Linked DNA regions of Mus musculus: region 1 is linked to region 2. A link is a contact called in ENCODE Hi-C or POLR2A ChIA-PET data. All regions are on one chromosome and are shown on one strand. The core of a region is the stretch at or near the end of the contact, and the rest is flanking DNA. Distances in the headings are between cores, read along the strand shown. Region 1 has its middle 9.2 kb from the start of Gm38927. Region 2 holds the start of Lrmp (lymphoid-restricted membrane protein).

Region 1 (4,687 bases), core at 1,674-4,173, 730 kb before region 2:
GGATGTTTTGTGCTTAGTGCGTGTTCGTGCACCTGGGGAGGTCAGAGGACAGTTACGGGACTCAGTTCCTCTCCCATGTGGGTCCAGGAACAGACTCGGGTGCGCAGACTTGGTGGCAACCTCCCCAAGCCCCAACATGCACAACCAACATCTGTTCACCCTTGTCCAAGCGATGTTTATGTGAAAACTCACCGAAAACTTAACGAAATTCTATAAAGTTGAAACTGAAAGAAGTTTCTCTGCCCTGCTTACCTCTGAGGATACCTGTCATATTTAAGCAGAGGACAGGGTCCCTGAAAAGCTGTACCTCACTGCTCATGTGGACCCTGATCCCTTATGGATTAGAGGGACCTGGATGTGACCTCTGGGGACATGCACAGCTGTAGCCGCTCTGATTGGCTGGCCAGGGGTTGCAACTTTTGCCCTCATTTATTGGTGGATCTCAGAACCTGCCACAAGGCCTGGCACTTGGCAGGTACTTAATGGAGGACTGTTGACAGCCAAACACTCCCTGATCCCACAACCACTGTCCTTCAAACCCTTGTCATCCCTCTCCTAGACTGTCTCAAGACTCTCCTGTGTCTTTTACCCAGTCCTGTCAACCCACTACAACCAGCATCACTAAATTCCAAAGAGAAGGGACTCCCTAGGGTATGAGGTCTTCCAGGTGTGTCTAACCTTTGACCTTGCAACACTGATGTCTACAGAGTTAGTGGTCACAAACTGCACAATCAAGCCGTTTCTGAAAAATTGCCCAAAGCCCCTATAGTTCTGTGTGAAACTTTACTCTCAGATTGCCTAGGATTTGTGGGCCACTGGCCCTTAGTTCGACAAGCAGACTGGGTCCTAATCCATTTCGTTCTCTCTCCTCTTTCTCCAGCTGAAAGATGGGTGTACTTGATGCCCAAGTCACATGTCGATAGCACTTGTCCCTCAAGCTTTGAATTTTGTCATTGATAGAATAATTTCCACTCAGAGGCCTCCCACTCATGCTACAAGACTCGGCAGAAACCGCACCTCATCTGTGCACGCTTGCATAACTGTCTCAGTCAAAACCCCAACACACTGTCTGCTTTGTGCTTAGCCCTTACTTTTAAATCCCCATCTTAGTGATTAACATCTTGTTGCAGGTCCCGGTGTGTAGAAGGAGTGAACCATATTATCGTCTGCCATTCTGCCTTAACTTATAACTTAAAGCCATATCCCAAGGACTGGTAGGAAGTTTCTCTGTGGCTTCTCTTCCCCATTCTGCTCCTATGGGATTCTCACACAGACCTGGGGTCTGAGAATGAAAGAACCCAGACCGCTTCAGGGGCTGGTGAAATAGTGCTACTCTTATCAGTAGACCCCAGTTCTGTTCCCAGCACCTATGTGGGACAGCACACAGGAGCCTATAACTTCAGCTCCACATGCCCTCTTTTGGCCCCCATGAGTAAGCATGGACACATCACACACCTCTCCCTACATGCAAGCATACACATTATTTTTTGGATAATTTTTAAAAGTCTTCCTTCTCAGATGACCCAGGCAATGTCTTGTAGGTGGCCACTTCAGCTGCTGCACATGCCAGCAGCTCTGGCTCCTCACTGCCAACGCTGGCTACCTGCTTTTCAGCTGGGGCTTTGCAACTATAGACGTCTGCTCACCTGTGACTCAAAGCCATGTTGCTTCTGCCTTTTCCTTCCCTGGAATGACCTCTGACTTTAGAGAGTCTCAGCTCGTGTAAGTGAGTAATGTTGACCTAGAAAATGTCAAGAACAGCAGCCCAGCGTCTCAAGCGATGGCAGCTCAGGTGCTGTTTCAGCTGGTGCCGGGAGACCGTGTACTTTTCCCTGGGCCAAACTGAAATTTAGATCATGTGTGCGCCTACTTCTGCGGTTGTCACCAACCGTTTCAACCAACTTGAGAACCTGCCTCACAGACGAAATGTGACTGTAAACCTGTAGTTCTGCCAGGAGAAGGAAGGAGGAGATCTCTGTATTCAAGGAGAAAAATATGGTGCCTGCCTGGAGATTTTGAGTATTTAACCCCAGGCGTTCCTGAAGGAAGCCGTTCTTAAAAGTGCAGTGAACTCCTGTCGCGTTGAGACTCCGAGAGACGCATGATTAATTGTGTATATGTCCATTCTGTCAGTGTGCTGGCTGGGACTTCTTATACCTCTGTTTGTCTCCTCCACCCTGTCTGCCGCCTGTCAAGAGTCTGACTGCTTGACCTCAGCTCCAGCTCCAGGTCTTTAATAACCTGCCCGCCCGGGTCTTTCTCCTCACTCTTCTCAGGACCTCTGCTTAGCTCTGCCTCTCACTGTTAGAAGCCCACTCATGCTGTAGAGAGAGTCTGGGCATTGGGCACAGTCTCCCATCCCTCATCGTCATCCCTCATCCAATATGAGTCCTCCTCACTACTCTCCCTCCAGCAGCACAGGGAAAGGTCACCCACTGTGTCCAGCCAACCTGTCCGCTTTGCACTGACATCCAAAACCTGTCTTCTGGGGAAGGACAGAGACCAAGGTCTCTCTCTTTGTATATTTCTAGATTATTTGGGGGGGGGGTACATTTTTTCCTTTAAATGTGTATTTTAATGATATGTTTATATCCATGCAAATTACCATGCACCAAGCCTTGGTGTTCAAGCTTGGCCTGCCACCCTTGGGTGGGACTTTCAGGTGTCAGGAGGGACCTCCTAGGTTCACTCCTGGAGTCCACTCCACAGCTGAGGCAGGGGACACATGCAATAAACATTTTGAGTAAACACATTTTTTTAAAACCTAAAGGTTATGCCTAGTCTTTAACTCGCCCCTGGACGAGTGCTGGTGAAGAGTGATCTGCAGAGTCCTTTCCTCCAACTGGAGTGTGGGCTAAATCTGGAGGTGATAAGCTAAAGGGAGTGCAGCTGGCTGGAGGCCAGGGAGTTTCTCCTGGTCAGGTGGGAGCCTCCAGCTGTGAGCTGGCAGCCCAGGGAGCTCAGAGTGTCCTCTCTGATTACCTAGGCTGGGGCTGGCCCTCTGGGACAGGCTGAGGGGAGCAAGGAGAAACCTCCATGACTAAGGTATCCAGCTGTGCTCTGACCCTTCTGACTCACAAGACACTGTTCCTTAGAAAACTGCCTTTTAGGGAAGGGCACAAACCAAGGTTTCTTATTCTTTGTATATTTCTAGACTTGTTTTTCTGTTCTTTCTTCCTCTGTAGCTTTCTGAAAATGCATTTTGATAATATTTGACAATGTTAAAACACACACAATTTTATCCTATAGATTATGTATGTTTAACTCCATCCCCAGGCTTTGAATCAGCCTCTCCTGTCATCTTCATATCTAACATTATTACCCTATTGGCTTTTATTCTCTACTTACTTGGAATTTTATGTTCTAAACTATTTCACAAGTGACTTCATTTTTTAAATTTAATTTTTTAAATTAATTACTTTTTGTTTACATCCCACATGTAAACAGTGCCCTCCCTCCCGGACCCCTTCCTCGAGTTCTTCACTCCATGCTCCTTCCCCTTCGCCTCTGAGAGGGTGTCCCACCCGCCTGCAGCATCAAGTCTCTACAGGATTAGGCATCCTCTCCCACTGAGGCCAGACAGAGCAGTCCTCTGGGACATATGTGTCTGGGGCCTTGTACCAGGCCGTGCATGTTCTTTGGTTGGCAGCTTAGTCTCTGGGAGCTCGGAGGGTCTGGCTTAGTTGACGCTGTTGTTCTTCCCGTGCGGTTGCCTCCCCTTCAGCTCCTTCTGCTCTTCCCCTATCTCTTCCATGGGGGTCCCTGACCTCAGTCCAATGCTTGGCTTTAAGCATCTGCATCCCTCTCAGTCAGCTGCTGGTAGAGCCTCTCAGAGGACAGCCGTGTCAGGCTCCTGTCTGCATGCACAATATGGCCTCAGGAATAGTGTCGGGGTTTGATGTCCACATATGAGGTGGATCCCAAGTTGGGGCTGTCACTGGTCAGCCATTACTTTAGTCTCTACTCCATTTTTTGTTCCTCCTTTTCTTTTAGACAGGAACAATTCTGGGTCAAAACTTTTGTAGGTGGGTTGGTGTCCCCATCCCTCCATGTCTAACTACTGTAGGTGGTCTCTTCAGGTTCCATCTCCCCACTGTTAGGCACTCCAGCTAAGGTGATGACTTCATTTCAGGTTCCATCTCCATCTCCCCACTGTTAGGCACTCCAGCTAAGGTGATGACTTCATTTCAGGTTCCGTCTCCCCACTGTTAGGCACTCCAGCTAAGGTGATGACTTCATTTCAGGTTCCGTCTCCCCACTGTTAGGCACTCCAGCTAAGGTGATGACTTCATTTCAGGTTCCATCTCCATCTCCCCACTGTTAGGCACTCCAGCTAAGGTGATGACTTCATTTCAGGCTCCATCTCCATCTCCCCACTGTTAGGCACTCCAGCTAAGGTGATGACTTCATTTCAGGCTCCATCTCCCCACTGTTAGGCACTCCAGCTAAGGTGATGACTTCATTTCAGGTTCCATCTCCATCTCCCCACTGTTAGGCACTCCAGCTAAGGTGATGACTTCATTTCAGGTTCCATCTCCCCACTGTTAGGCACTCCAGCTAAGGTGATGACTTCATTTCAGGCTCCATCTCCCCACTGTTAGGCACTCCAGCTAAGGTGATGACTTCATTTCAGGTTCCATCTCCCCACTGTTAGGCACTCCAGCTAAGGTGATGACTTCATTTCAGG
Region 2 (4,131 bases), core at 988-3,487:
TCAGATGCCGAATCAAATGTGACTAACCACTTCCTTATTCTCTGTTGTGGGCATTGGCCTGCTCATCTGGAAAACCAATCCCATCTTCCCACAGCTGGCACATGAATTTGAGATGGGTCAGAACAGTTGCTAATTTATTCACCTAGCTCAAGAGTTTCAGAACAGCTGAGGACATTTGAATACCTTTCTTTCCGACTCATAATTCAAGTGTCTGACTCAGAACTCGAGAGGCCTGGGTGGCGGTGGGGGATGTGTATGTGTGTGTGTGTGTGGCTACTATCCTCACTCTTTGCTGTCCCAAGTCGACCTGCTATGTAGAGCATTGTGAAAATGTGAACTGCTCTCTTTGCCCAAAAGTTGATTTTCACAGGTGTTGAGAGAGACCTTCATGTAAAGACATGGTCTTGAGCAAAAACCCATAGGTGTGCCTTCTCTGGGCAGGCAAAATACACCCATCTACATGTGTTCCATGAATTCTGGTAGCTCGAGAGCAGGTGCATTGAGGAAGGAAGTCCACACATGAAAAAAAAAAAAAAAAAAAAAGCGCTTCTAATACCATTCCAACCAATTGTCTCTGGAGGCTGGGCTGGAGGACCATAACCAGCAAGGAACCCCACAATGGCCTTTGGGATGTGTCATAACTGTAGACACTCCTGCTCAGATGCCACAGGGAACCCTTGAGAAGGGGGACCCAAATTCTTACTTGCTCACAAAACACTGAGATGTAATATCAATTTCATCAAAAGACAGATGTAAGTGGCCGGTGGGTTAGTGCTCTGAGCATGGGCTCTGAAGCACCAAACTGGGCGCAGCTGCTTATCGGTGCCTCCACAGGGTAGCTCTTCTCACAAGAGACCCTTCTCCAAAGCCTCCTGAGCAATGACAACACTGTACCCTCCCTGATTTAAAGAACAGTTTTTATTGCTTTCTGAAACATTGAAAACCAGTGAGCTGTACAAACCAAGACAGTAACAATAAAATATTGAACAATGTTGCTATTCTAAAAGGAAGCAATTCCTTAAACGCCTCAGCCACTTCCTCAGGCCAACAGTGAAAAAGGTACAGAAATTCACAATAAACCCAGACCAAGCACCATTTGGGTCACGAGATAAATGAACTCTTATGTCTGGAAAAAAAAAATCTGTCCCACTAAATTAAGAAGTTCACTGAACAAAAGCAGCTGTCCGGTAAACGGCGAGGCACGCAAGCTTTACAATTTCCATTTCATCTTTGTAGAATAAAGCAGGTTTATAAATAGCCTGACATTTGTAATTTGACACTTGTCTTCTCACATTATTCTTGGTAAATGCTCATAATAGGCCTTTGGCTGGCACACAAAATTCTAAATACCCGTTTCAAAGGTAAAGTATATTTGAGCAGAGGAACGCACACAGTTTAACCCCAGCACTCTGGAGGCAGAAGCAGGTAGATCTCTGTGAGTTTGAGGTGAGCATAGTCTACAGAGAGTTTTAGGTCAGTCAGAACTACACAGTGAGACCCTGTCTCAAAAACAAAACTAAAGTGTGCATATATATCCATACATACACACACACATTTATATTAAGAACACATTAAAAATTTTAAAGCAAGTTTACATGTGTTTAATATTGATACACACTCTTGCACACAAGGGTAAGTTGCCTCTGAGCTAAGTAAGCCCCAGCTCTGTTTCATTTTAAACGGAAAGATAGCCATAGACAAATCTAGCAACAGCCTGGGGTGCGGGGAGCAGGGGAGGGGTCTATGGCCCTGGCCAGAGGCTGAGATCCCGGGAGCGAGAGCGAGCGATGCTAGCTAACCCTTCCACTGGCTAACCCAGCAGCTGGGATCCAGGAAAGCGGCAGAGGCTCTTCCTCCTCATCCTGGGCGACATGAACCAGAGTAGAATGAGCTACTTACACTGAACGCCCCTGGTCTTCAGCTCCTGAGTCTGAGTAGTGCTGGGGACTGTGATCTCCTTCTGGAATCGCTTCCTCTAGTTCTTGTAGCAGAGGCTTGCCTCATGCGCAGGCCCCATCCTGATCCCCCTGACCCATATGCACAGGTCAGCCTGGGTTTGAGCCGCGGGAAGGGCGCTGGATGCTTGTTCTTAGGCACAGGAAACTGGAAATATGCTTTTCTTCTCAGGGAAATGATAAGCGTAGGCTCAACTTCTGCAATTCTGTTTGCACGGGCGGGCGCAGCAGGCCCAGATCCTTCCACCCAGAGAGTCCCTAGAAGCAACTTAAGCTTTCTGTACTCCCCTCTTTCACCAGAAGGCTGTTAACACCGCCTCCTCTGCACCCCTGCACCCCTGCACCCTTGCGCCCTGCACTTCCTCTGCGCAGGCTAAAGGCCAGCCTCCTGGGACAATTGAATAGTTCCTTTTTTCCCCCTCCTCCATTTTTGCTTCACATTTTAAGGACATCTGAGGTGATATCCCTGAGTTTCATATTGCCAAGGCCTCCGGACCCCTGGCTCTATGTGCTCTCTGGCTATGGACCTTCTTCCTAGTGGGCACATCTTGCAGCCGCTTAGCAATGTCTAATGGTTTCTGAATGAAGTCGAAATTTTAAAAAAAGAAAGGGGGGGAGGGGGTGTGTGGAGGGAACGACAGAAACACCCTGAGCTTTCAGTGACACTTCAGTCACAAGTCACTCTGAGAAACTGTGAGGAACTCAAACTTCTTTAGAGAGGACCTGAAAAAATGAAAGCATTTAGAAATACAGGCTCTTGAGTAAAGCAACCCCAGAGCTCACAATCAACTCCACAGCTTCCTCGGGCTGTTTCGGATGAGCACGTGGCATGACTGGCTCCCCACGAGCTCGCTGTGACACCTGCGGCACACAAGTAGGATGTTCTACATTGGGAGCAGGGTGACAAGTTTAGTTTTTACACACCAACACGAGCTATTTAGAGGAAAGTGGGTGCGGAGGGAAATGCGTCTTTGTTTCGTTAACCTTTCTCCTTTGGACTGTCAATCATAGGAAACGGGCAGAGCTTTAGTACCGGAAGTATCTCCCCCAACACAGCTGGAAACTCACTGGATATTCCCACTGTGAACTCAGAGGTCATTCTCTACCTCTTATCTCCCACCACAAATGTCCTTGAGCCTTTAGCACTTCTCATTTGGCTCCCACTCTCCGCTAGCCAGCAAGACTAATCTGTGGCGTACTGATGACTCAGTGGTTACCAGGAACTGCTTGAGTACAAACCTTAACCCACTGGGCCCACCCATTTTGAATTAGGATCAAAGTGGGGGGGGGGGGTAGAGGGAAGACAGCCATCAGTCCCAGGCTCCTTGCAGTTAAAGCCTAACTGTGTGCCTGCATAAAACAGCACTGCTTATAACATCAGAAGCAAGAAGGACCACGGCCCTTTCAGCATCGTTTTGTATATAGAGGCATTCCCCAAAGCTGCTTGCGCGACCGCCTACAGTCGCTTATGCTCTGTAATGGCGCTAAAACAATATGAACAATGTATATTGAAATCTACACTCTTAAATATTTATAGTTCTTACTAAAAGAGGTAATGCTCTTTTGAGATAGGATCTCATATACCCCAGGCTGGTCTCTAATTTTCTATGTAGCTGAGAACTTCTGGTCCTCCTTCCTCTACCTCCCTAGAGTTGGAATTACACACATCCACCACCTAGAGCAGCTTGTGCTCTCATGCTAATTTATGTTACCCAAAAACCTGTTTGCAGTGTCCTGCATGTAGGCTAAAGGAAGCCTACCCCCAGCTGGCTCTGATTGGAAAATAAAGTTGCCAGTGGCCAATGACTGGGCAAGGAGACAGAGGCGGGACTTTTAGAATTCCAGAGTAAGAGAGGAGGAGGAAGAAGGGATCCCACCATGAGAAGGGCATAGGACAGACTATGCCAGGAAGGAGCAGGGGGGAGAGCAGGCTGAAATGTAGGTACGAGGGGGAAAGCAGCCCCAGAAGGGCTGCCCAGAAGGGTCTTGGACAGCAAAGATAAAATATATATTTAGTAAGTGTTAACTCAGGAATATCAGAAGGGAGTGTATGCTAGCTTCGGGGCAGTTTAAGTGCCATTTATCTAGGTAAGGTATATTAAAAATAAACCAACGTGAGCAAAAAGCTAACGCGAACCTACCAGGAGTATAAAGCAGAATTTTAACTATTTGCTGA

Evidence for each region. A loop is a pair of places that touch in the nucleus more often than their neighbours do. ChIA-PET counts read pairs that join two places held with the same protein, here RNA polymerase II (POLR2A).
Region 1: a loop to region 2 is called in a map of v-Abl transformed pro-B cells, with 3 times the contacts of the local background. The contact joins the enhancer-like site here to the promoter of Lrmp in region 2. A Hi-C loop is called at or near these places in 1 of 37 maps with a recorded cell type or tissue (v-Abl transformed pro-B cells). POLR2A ChIA-PET finds 5 or more read pairs at or near these places in 1 of 5 experiments (embryonic stem cell).

What each region holds. Positions count from the first base shown.
Region 1 is chr6:145,849,252-145,853,938 of GRCm38, reverse strand. No RefSeq gene overlaps it. Among named protein-coding and RNA genes, the nearest start is that of Gm38927, 9.2 kb to the right of the region's middle. Within about 2 kb of position 2,923, at least 1 of the 3 ENCODE cell types and tissues checked has a DNase peak (open chromatin) inside an H3K27ac peak, as active enhancers do.
Region 2 is chr6:145,119,875-145,124,005 of GRCm38, reverse strand. It overlaps Lrmp (lymphoid-restricted membrane protein), which reads right to left and starts at 2,237. Exons shown (of 19, transcript NM_008511.4): 1 at 1,900-2,237.